Linked DNA regions of Homo sapiens: region 1 is linked to region 2. The links are chromatin loops, found by intact Hi-C in ENCODE. Cell type or tissue: breast epithelium. All regions are shown on one strand. Links, peaks and the distances in the headings refer to the core of each region. The heading gives the core; the rest is flanking DNA.

What was found. Peaks named below come from ENCODE experiments on the same cell type or tissue, not always from the same donor. Only the 100,000 strongest peaks of a DNase experiment are listed, where the experiment ranks them.
Region 1: a loop joins it to region 2, with 20 times the contacts of the local background. A loop is called at or near these places in 1 of 110 quality-filtered maps.

Annotation. Positions count from the first base shown.
Region 1 is chr6:7,678,701-7,684,077 of GRCh38, reverse strand. All of the region lies in intron 2 of LOC105374906 (a long non-coding RNA gene), which reads right to left. Among named protein-coding and RNA genes, the nearest start is that of BMP6, 45 kb to the left of the region's middle. In breast epithelium, for the core only: no CTCF peak of the experiment used is centred there; no DNase peak of the experiment used is centred there; H3K27me3 peaks cover 528 bases.
Region 2 is chr6:7,626,560-7,631,936 of GRCh38, reverse strand. No RefSeq gene overlaps it. Among named protein-coding and RNA genes, the nearest start is that of SNRNP48, 39 kb to the right of the region's middle. RefSeq lists a silencer at 315-515. In breast epithelium, for the core only: no CTCF peak of the experiment used is centred there; no DNase peak of the experiment used is centred there; H3K4me3 peaks cover 233 bases; H3K27ac peaks cover 402 bases.

The sequences.
Region 1 (5,377 bases), core at 53-5,052, 52 kb before region 2:
CTACAGCTTCCTGCCCCTTTCAGAGGTCACTGGGGTCAGAGATGTTAGGTGATTGACTAGCAAGTTAGGGGTAGAATCAGAACAAGAACCGAAGTTGGCCTGCAGTTCCAGTTATTTAAATCAGAAGACACAAACCATTGGCCCATACTAACTATATTTTTATTAGTTTAATTGCTTGCTAAAGTTTTTAAATTGGGAAATTTCATTCCCAGATATCTGCATTTCTTTTATTTTTAAATTTATTTTTTTTAAGAGATGGGCTCTCATTCTATCACCCAGGCTGCAGTGCAGTGGCACGAACATAGCTCCCTCCAGCCTCAAACTCCTGGGCTCAAGTGATTCTCCTATCTCAGCCTAGTTGAGATTACAGGCATGAGCCACTGTGTCTGGCTTTTTCTTTTTTAAATTGAAAGATTCGCCAACATGGATAATGGCTGCCTGCCTTAAGTGAGCTATGAGCTCTCCGGTTCACTACAGTTGCCAAACGTTTCCTCCTTATTCCACCTGCTGGCTTCATCCTTCCATGCCCCACCTGGCCCCTGCAGCCCTATGGGTTTACAGGCTCTGGTTGAGATAACTAGTACATGCTCACCCTTATCAGTCAGCCAGTAAGCTTTCCATGCTCTGGAACCGCGTCTGATTTATTTATTTTATTTATTTATTTAAATGTATTTACTTTTTTTTGAGACGGAGTTTCGCTCTTGTAGCCCAGGCTGGAGTGCAATGGTGTGATCTCAGCTCACTGCAACCTCTGCTTCCCAGGTTCAAGCGATTCTCCTGCCTCCAGCCTGTAGCTGAAACTACAGGCATGCACCACCACACCCAGATAATTTTTTGTATTTTTAGCAGAGACAGAGTTTCACCATTTGGACAGGCTGGTCTTGAACTCCTGACCTCAGGTGATCCGCCTGCCTTGGCCTCCCAAAGTGCTGTGATTACAGATGTGAGCCACCGTGCCTGGCCAGATTTATTTTTGTAACTTCAGTAATGAACAATGCCATATGATCCACAATTAATGCACATTCATTTTTGAATGAATGTTGAATGAATGATGGATTGACAATTAGTTAAGGAAGGCAATGGGAAAAGGCACAGTGTTCGGCTCACAGTTCTGCCCTCTATCCTGAGCTGCTAACATGATGGGTGACAGCAGCATCCACACAGACCATCTAGAAGTCTGCCCACCTCATTGGTCCCTCATCACCTCAGCTCCAGCCACCTTCACCTCCACTTCACTCCCCGCCAACTCTACCCACACCCAATGTCACACACAAGACTTTGAGATTCCTTTGAAGCATTAAATAGCCAACATCTCCTCTCTCTGACCAAAGTGCTCATCTTGTGAGCCCTGTCACCCCCTTGCTTCCATCATGCCCAGTCTGTAAACCTGCAGGGACAGACCCTTAGTTCTCCATCACCCTCTTGTCTCCCATCAACACTCTTGACTACACATCCTTCTTTGGCTAGCCCAGCTGCCATGCACCATGTCACCCAACCTCAAGATGTTTTTCAGACTCAAAAGGAGTACTGTGGTCTGATAATTTCAGAGCACTTTTCACAAACATTTTTAGGGTCCAAAATGTGTAATTTAGCAACTTTAAACAAATACCCTACTTTGAGGAGGTTTTTGCTCTGCCTTTTATCTCTTCGGTTTTGTTTTCTTGTGCACCATAACTTTTTCTTTCTTGAGCATAAGGTTTGCATTGTGGTATATGTGTGTGTGTGCATGAGACCCACCAGATAAAGCACTATGTTAACCTTACTGAAAACTGTGGGTACATCATTCCTAGGGCAGCTGTTTAGAAGACTGTAACTACCGTACACTGCGCTTTCCTGCCTACTGCAGAAGCATTACATTCAAGAATGCTGAAAACTTAGAAAGTCAGCTTTAGAGGCAAAGATATCAACCACAAGGGAATAACATATAATTCTACTATGTAGTGAATATTGTATTTCCAAATAAGTAAAATGCCACAAGTGGGAAGGAGTGACAGTCGAAAAAAAATCCAAATTTTATTAAAATAGCAGTTGCAAATAAAGCTGAATTAACTTTGACAGTCATACTTGCATGAAAACATCTGTTCTTACATGTGTGTCGAGATATCCAAACATCTAAAACTGAAGTATGAATGATCCATTGTTTAATCGGCAAAAGGGCAAGCTCCTTTGTAATGTAAATGAAAATACGGTATAAAAAAGGCAGGAAAAAAGAAATCTTTGGATAAAAACTCAAACATATACACAGAGACTTTGCCAAAGATCAACAAGAGAACAAAAATCCTGAGGAAGAAAGCGGCAAGATGAGGAAAGGCCATTCAGTGGGTCAATTGCCCAAAAACAAAAATAGAAAAGAAGGAGGGATCAGTTAAACAGATGGAGTTGGCAGGGAGCTCTGCATCCAGGAGTGAACAGGAGGACGGTAACCTTTCATAGTCTCCCTACCAGAGCCACTCCCCAGTACTATTCAGTGTGCTGCAGCGTAAGTCTCACTATCCAGGACTGTTGCCCTACGTGAAGTTTGCTTGCTATATGAAATTTCTGGGGCTGCCATGTCAAAAAGGCATACAAAATGCTAGGAGTTGCTTAAAACAAACAAACAAAGAACAAATCAGGCAGGAGGCAGGTTAAAAAGAAATAAAGAAACCAGGAGATGAAATTCCTTGTAGCATTATCTTTCTGGTCTAATAGTAATGAACGTTTCATTATCGCCATTCTAATAAATGGCAAAGAATATATGTTTCGACTCCATTTGCTTCACCATCTAGGCTAGCCAAAAAATGAAAAAGCAATTAAGTTAACAATTAAAGCCAGAGATAATCCTGGCTCTCCCATTTCCAACACTGCCTTATGATGTGATATGTCCTGCTGGAGCCAAAAAAACAAAAACAAAAAACAAAAAAACAAAATTAAAAAAAGGATCATCAACGGCCACTCCCTTCAGAGCCATTTCACCCCGACGTGTCCCAAACCGCTGCTGGATGGTCAAAATCCCAGCAATGGGCAATCAGCCAGGAGGAGAGCCGAATTTCCCCCCAACAGGCTGCATCAATAACAGGCTTGGAAAACCACTTCCAGGGGAGACCCTAGCAAAACGAGGAAACACCTTCAGAAGCACAGGGTCTGCGTAGCAGCTCCGTCCCATCACCGCCTTTGTCAGAGACGTTCAAAACAGAGTGACTCCATCTTGAAAGGGGGCTGGGTAAAATAAGGTTGAGACCTGCTGGGCTGCATTCCCAGGCATACTTAGTCACGGGATGAGATAGGTCAGCAGGACTGGTATCGCAAGATACAGGTCATAAAGACCCTGCTGATAAAACAGCGGTGAAGAAGCAGGCCAAAACCCACTGAAACCAAGATGGTGATAAAAGTGACCTCTGGTCATCTTCACTGCTCATTATATGCTAATTATAATGCATTCGCATGCTAAAAGACACTCTCACCAGCACCCTCACAGTTTACAAATGCCATGGCAACATCCAGAAGTTACCCTATATGGTCTAAAAAGGGGAAGAACCATCAGTTCCGAGACTTGCCTGCTCCTTTCCCAGAAAACTCATAAAACATATAATCAAGAAATAACCATAAACGTACTCAGTCAATCAGCCCTTAGTGCTGTTCTGTGTATGAAATAGCCATTCTTTTGTCTCTTTACTTCTCTAATAAACTTGCTTTTGCTTTATTCTATAGACTCACCCCGAATTCTTTCTAGCGTGACATTCAAGAACCCCTTCTTGGGGTCTGGGTCTGGACCCCTTTCCAGTAACACATTCATCACCATTTGCTATTTTTACAGCATGACCCTGTGGCTGAACCAGGTCAAGAGTAAGGAAGCTGTCCTATCCCCAGCCATCCCCAAGTTCTGTCTAACTGAATGGATATGCCCCCATCCCCCTCCGTCTGTTGTCTGATTGATCTGTCATGTAACATCCTCTCCTGCCCTTCCTGGGAAACGTTTACAGCAATTTAGTACAGTCTCTGTGTTCTGCATTTTTCAAGACCCTCTGCAAATTGCCAACACTTACCATTTCCATCTTCCCTTCCCTTTTTCTCCACACATGCCCTGTAATTCAGCTCGAGAGTAACGCTTGCTCTTTCCCGAACACACACTGAGCTTCCCTCCGTGGAGAAGTTCTGCTCCTGCTCTGGCCATAGGTGAATTCACTACCCTTTGAATGTCATTCGACTTTCCTTTTTTTTAGCTCACAGCCCCTCCCCCAGTTCTAAGAACATGACCATCCCAATACGAAGGACACAGTGCTGCCCTGGAGGAGTTCTGGAACCTTCCAGTACTCACTTCATGTCCTGTCTTCCACCCTTGCTGAGGGTAGGCTCCTTGAGGACAAGAGCGGATGGCAGCCTTCATCCTCACGTACCTCAGGCAGATGATGGTGTGTCTTGCACATAGGCGGTACTTAATAAATATTTGTTTAAATGTTTATGGTTGAACTGGATTGAATTGTAAAGTAGGATTTATGTGGTTTAAGCTTTGGGTAACCTAAGCTAATTTCACAGAGTCATAGAATGCTTGTACCAGAGACAATATAAAGACCATCTAATTGACACTCCTCATTGTGCGGATGAGGAGACTGAGTCCTGGGGAGATTACTGACTTGCCCAAGGACGCACAATTAGAGGCAAAAACCTGAGACTAAGAACAAGTTCCCTAGGACTTAATTCTGACAATCCTATTGCGTATTAAGGCACAACCTTGATATGTTAATTTTAGAATATCTATTGAGGAATTGATTTCTCAGCAATATATGGAGAGCCTCCTGGGTCCCAGGCACTGCGCTCCAGGGGTGGGAACCCAGAAGAACCCCTGGATATCTCCTGCCTTACAAACATGTGAATTGAAACAGTTGGCTGGGCACGGTGGCTCACGCCTGTAATCCCAGCACTTTAGGAGGCCGAGGCAGGCAGATCACCTGAGGTCAGGAGTTCGGGGCCAGCCTGGCCAACATGGTGAAACCACATCTCTACTAAAAATATAAAAATTAGCTGGGCGTGCTGGCATGAGCCTGTAGTCCCAGGTACTCGGGAGGCTGAAACAGGAGAATTGCTTGAGCCTGGGAGGTGGAGGCTGCAGTGAGCTGAGATTACACCACTGCACTCCAGCTCGGGAAACAGAGCAAGACTCTGTCTCAAAAAAAAAAAAGAAAAAAAAAATTGAAACAGTTATCTGTAGGAAAGCAGAAAGTAGACTGTCATTCTCCCAAGATCCCGCACTGCAAGGCTGCATGGGACCTTAGAGATCCTCATTCCCTGATTCAGTGTTACTCAGTGTTTATGGTTTAACTAACCATATTTCTTCTGTATAGGCAAATTTCATTTTTATTCCCCTAATTGTTCTTTCCTGTGCCTTCTGAAACACAAGTCA
Region 2 (5,377 bases), core at 214-5,213:
AATGAGGTCTTTTCAGAAAGGCAGATTTTTTGATCACCAAAAAAGAAGAAGGAACTTTATGTTTTAAAAAGTATAAATACTTGGTCAGCTTCTGCAGAGAGCTTCAAAGGAAGAATGTTATGTCTGAACCAGAACGTGAACATAAAACCTGAAAAGATAACACAGTAATGCTTGCTTGGCAATCCCATCTTCCCGATGGAAATGCAAACAGGCAAAGGCGGGGACTTGTTTTCAAAATGGATTGTAAACACTAGGCCCTGCCGACATGCTAATTTGAAGATTATTTTATTACTGTGTACTTTTCAAGGCTAAATTGGAAACATCTGTCTTTCTGAGACTTAACTGGAGAAAGGTTACAAGTGAGGATTGAGATACAACTGAGGAACATCCATTTCAAGGGCTTCCGGGATATAGGAAGCATTTTCTGCTGTGTATCTGCCCCATTATTCCACAAACCATCAATAAGAATATATTATGAGTATATAAGGCACCCAGACTCCTCTTTATAAAACGTAAGTCCATTCTTTAGGTTACCTTCCCCTCCTACCCAAGAAAAAGCATAGGAAACTAGAAAACCCCAGTCTTCACTGGCCTAGGTGCTCACATTAATCAAGTTCGATTGGCTCCACATCTAGAAGCTCAGAGTCTGCGCTTGAATAATCACCTTGAATTACAAGCAAGCCTGTCTTTCCCCAGAATCCTCTCAGTGGTCCCCAAACTCCCCACAGGGATTCTCACCAGGTTGTTCTGAGCCTTTCTTTCTAGTGTCCCAAGCAGTTCACCTACAGTGAGGGTTGCTGCCAACAGCTCTCCAGGCCCTGTTTCGGGGTCCACCAGCTTCTCTCTGACCTTCTGCCCCACTGACTGTTATTTCTCTGCCCTCTCATTGTTGCCTCCCCCGGCCCAATTAACTTAGGCCCCTCCCCTCCTTATACCCACCAGCCTGCTATACCTCCAGCCTCCACAGCGCTCCTCCTCGGACCTATGGAAGGTGCTTCCTGATCTGCATGGCCAGCTCTTTCAGAGGGGTTCCCCACGCCAGAGCTGTTGAGCAATTAGGTTGGATATGATTGCTTTCTTTCTGTGAAAATCCTCTATTTCCCAGCACTCACAGGTCCAGGGTGGGCTGCTAGAGAAGAGCTGCTGGGTTGGTCCAGCACAGCCTCACCCCATACTTGGAACAATTGCACCTGGTTCCACTAAACTGAGCTATTCATCCTGCCAATTCTTCCAGCCTTCTTTCTTGTCTGTTGTTTTGTGTGTGGGTTTTTTTTTTTTTTTCAATAGCCAACGTATCTTCTCTTGAAATATAGCTTCATTTAGGAACCCTACTTGACAGTCAAGAATGGCTATTAGACTCAGGTAAGAGGATCCACTGCCCTGAGCCCCATGATTTAAGGGCCCTTCTCTGGCTTTCTAGACATGCTCCATCTCACAGGGTGATGAGTCCATAAGACTAAGGAAACATGCCCCCTCAGAGGCCATGATCTTCTATGCTCTGGGTACCCAGAACCCTGGGATCCTTGCCCAGATGGCCCCAAGACCACTTCCAGTTGTGGATGGTCATTTTCTCCTCTTGTCTTCACAGCAGTGGAAACAGCAAGAGAGCTCCCTGGGGCCTCTTTTATACGGGCACTAATCCCATTCATGAGGGGTCCACCCTCATGACCTAATCATCTTCCAAAGGCCCCACCTCCTCATGCCATCACCTTGGAAATTAGAATTTCAACATATGAATTTTGGAAGGACACAACAGTACATTATAAATTTCTCAAAACTGTTCCATGACTCTTGGGTTCCTCAACCACATGGAGAGTGGAAGGGCAGGGGGTGCTGACAAAGGGGGATGTATAGAGAGTTCTCCACGTGCTGTCTGTCTACCCCTCCCTCACTGGGGTAGGATGGGGATGCTTACCTCTTGCCTCAAGCCTAAAGAATGGAGTAGTGGGATCACTTAGAAAGCATTTAGTGTGTCCCTTGTAGTTTGGGGGACCCAAAGGACTGGTGTCTGACTTGCATTGTCTAAAGCGAGCAGGGTTAGTTCCTGAGCTGTGGGCAGAGGCAAGGAGAGGTTGCCACACTGGCTTGGCCTGAGAGCCCTGAACTTGACATAGCAAAGGATGTGTGATGGGCAGAGGAGGGGCCATGGGTGAGATAAGGCTGGGAGGTGCTGTCTTAGATCCTGCCCCAAAAAGGCTGCTCTACAGGGGCAAGAAGACCCCAAAACAAGAGTCCAGAGGGGAGTAGCAGATGCCCAGGGGCTGTGAAGGGGCTACAACTTTGTCAAGAGAATGAAGGTGAGGGATCCACGTTAATGGGGGTTCTCCCAAGAACCCACAAAAGAACCCTCAAGAGAAATACTCAGCTTTAAACATCTGCCAAGTCTGGAGCACACCAATGCTACATCCTTGAGTCACTACCAGTGAAGATGACCAGAAAAGCCACAATCCTGCCTGAGTATTAATCCAGGGCCAGGGCAGGGACCAGCTCACCACAAGGAGCCATGGGACACAAAAGCAACCTGTTTTCTGCTTACCCTCTCACAATGATAAGGGATTATATGGGATTATAGATGATGTTAAATTTAAATTACGTACATTTTTAATCAATTTTTAGCACTTACTACGCACAAGGCACTGTTTGTTTTATGTCTTTTTTCTGAAATTTTTAAGTTAATTTTAGAGATGCAGAAAAGGAAGCCCACGGAAGGATAGCTGTCTACGCCTGTCCCTTTGTCAAGCCAGAAGCGAGGCGAGAATCCGAGTATCCAGAGTGAGCATTTGGCGTCAACCAGCTCTCCATGGCCTCATCCAAAAAACACAGCTGCATAAGGATGATGTGCTAGAGCAAGACCTACTGGAAACAGCCCTTAAGTATTAACACATGCTACATAAAATACACAACTTGAGCTTTGCAGACTCTATTGACCCAAGAATCACGTATTTACCAGGGCAGCATCCAACCATACGAAAGAGCGATGCTCACACCGTAAGGTTCTTTCTTCTCTGTGATACGTTGTACATATTGTCATATTAGTCAGGTAATTTACAGATTAAAAGACATCCCACTCACAGACCCCCTGCCCTTAAAATACATATAGTAGTCCTGCATTCAAGGGCTTAGATATTAAAGAATGATCCCAAGTGTTCATGCTTCTGTCTCCAGCCTCATCTTTCCAGACTGACCTTGTAATAGCCACACACCCACACACTCTCTCTCTCTCCCTCCGTTACCTCCCCTTTCCCTCTCTTCACTCCCCACTTCCCTGCCTTCCATGAGTCAGTCACAGTCAGTTTTTCTGTTTCTCCATCTCTCTTTGGCTTCTGTACTTTCTCCTACCACCATTCTTAGTCACCAGGAAAACTCCTTAAGCCCCAAGTCAGAGTTAGGTATTATACAAGGCCCTGCATACATTTCAATTGTCTTATTTTTTATTTATTTATTTTTTTTGAGACGGAGTCTCGCTGTGTTGCCCAGGCTGGAGTGCAGTGGTGCGATCTTGGCTCACTGCAAGCTCCGCCACCCGGGCTCATGCCATTCTCCTGCCTCAGCCTCCTGAGTAGCTGGGACTACAGGCACCTGCCACCACCCCCGGCTAATTTTTTGTATTTTTAGTAGAGATGGGGTTTCACCGTGTTAGCCAGGATGCTCTCGATCTCCTGACCTCGTGAACTGCCTGCCTCGGCCTTCCAAAGTGCTGAGATTACAGGCGTGAGGCACCGTGCCCGGCCTCAATTGTCTATTTTTTGTGTGTATGTCCAAACTCTATGTTCCATGAAAGGAATTTGCCTTCCATTCATGTGCTTAACTAATAAATATTGAGTACTTTCTCTGTGCCAGCCTCAACTCTGAGTAAGACATCACTAGCACAATATAGGTACTTCCTAAAAACTGATTGACTGGATGGATGGATGGAATGGATGGATGGATGGATGGATGGATGGATGGATGGATGGATAAAGTGTGGCAGTTAGAAATGTGTTCAACTGCGAGCAAAAGAAAACCTAAACGGTGGCTTCAGTAAATAGGGAATTTATTTGAATCACACAACAAGAAGTCACAAGTAGGCTGCCCAAGGTTGGGAGTGGCTGCACAAGGCTATCAGGGGCTTCTGTCTTCCCGTTCTCCATCCTTAGTGTGTTTTGTGAGTTGAATTGCGTCCTCCAAAAAGATTATGTTTGAGTTCTAACCCCTGGTACCTGTAAATATGATCTTATTTGGAAATAAGGTCTTTGCAGATGTAATTAAGTTAAGATGAGGTCATACTGGAGTCAGGTAGATTCTAAATCTATATGACTAATGCCTTTTATAAGAACAAGAGAGATACAGACACAGGGAGAAAGCCACGTGACAAAGGAGGCACAGACTGGAGCAATGAGTGATGTATCTCCAAGCCAAGGATTGCTGGCAGCACCAGGAGCTGGGGAGAACACTGCAAGAAAGCATCCTCCTCTAGAGTCTCCAGAGACAGCATGCCCCTGCGATGCCTTGATTTCAGACTTCCAGCCTCCCGAGTAGCTGGGACTACAGGCGCCCACCACCACGCCTGGCTAATTTTTTGTATTTTTAGTAGAGACAAGGTTTCACCGTGTTAGTCAGGATGATCTTGATCTCCTGACCTCGTGATCCACCTGCCTCGGCCTCCCAAAGTGCTGGGATTACAGGCGTGAGCCACTGCGTGCGGCCCATAAACTTCTACCATTTCAGGCCACTAGGTTTGTGGCAATTTGTTACAGCAGCCCTACGACACCAAAAGAGTGTGTGATTTTCATCCTCATGGCCACAGGATGGCAACTACATTTCTAGGCATCACATCTGTGGTCTGGTCAGGAGGAAGGGGGAAAGAGCAAACATCTGATGGACCATTCCAGTCTAGTCTGCACCTGGAAGAAGCGTTCTTGGAAGTCCAAGCAGTGACATCAATGTACATCTCATGGACCAGGACTGGGTCATACAGCCACCATTTAGTTGCAAGGGAGTCTGGGAAAGTGGATATTTTTGTTTTCAAATCTCTAGGCTGGGCACGGTGCCTCACGCCTATAATCCCAGCATTTTCGGAGGCTGAGTGGGGTGGATCACCTGAGGTCAGGAGTTTGAGACCAGTCTGGCCAACACGGCAAAACCCCATCTCTACTAAAAATACAAAAATTAGCCAGCCAGGTGTGGTGGCACATGCCTGTAGTCCAAGCTACTTGGGAGGCCGAGGCAGGTGAATCGCTTGAACCCAGGAGGCGGAGGTTGCAGTGAGCCAAGATTGCACCATTGCACTGCAACCTGGGCAACAAAGAGTGAAACTACTTCTTGGGAAAAAAAAAACAAAATAAAACAAAAAAACACCTCTATAGTTGTAGAGTTGTATAGTTGAGGAAAGCAAGGG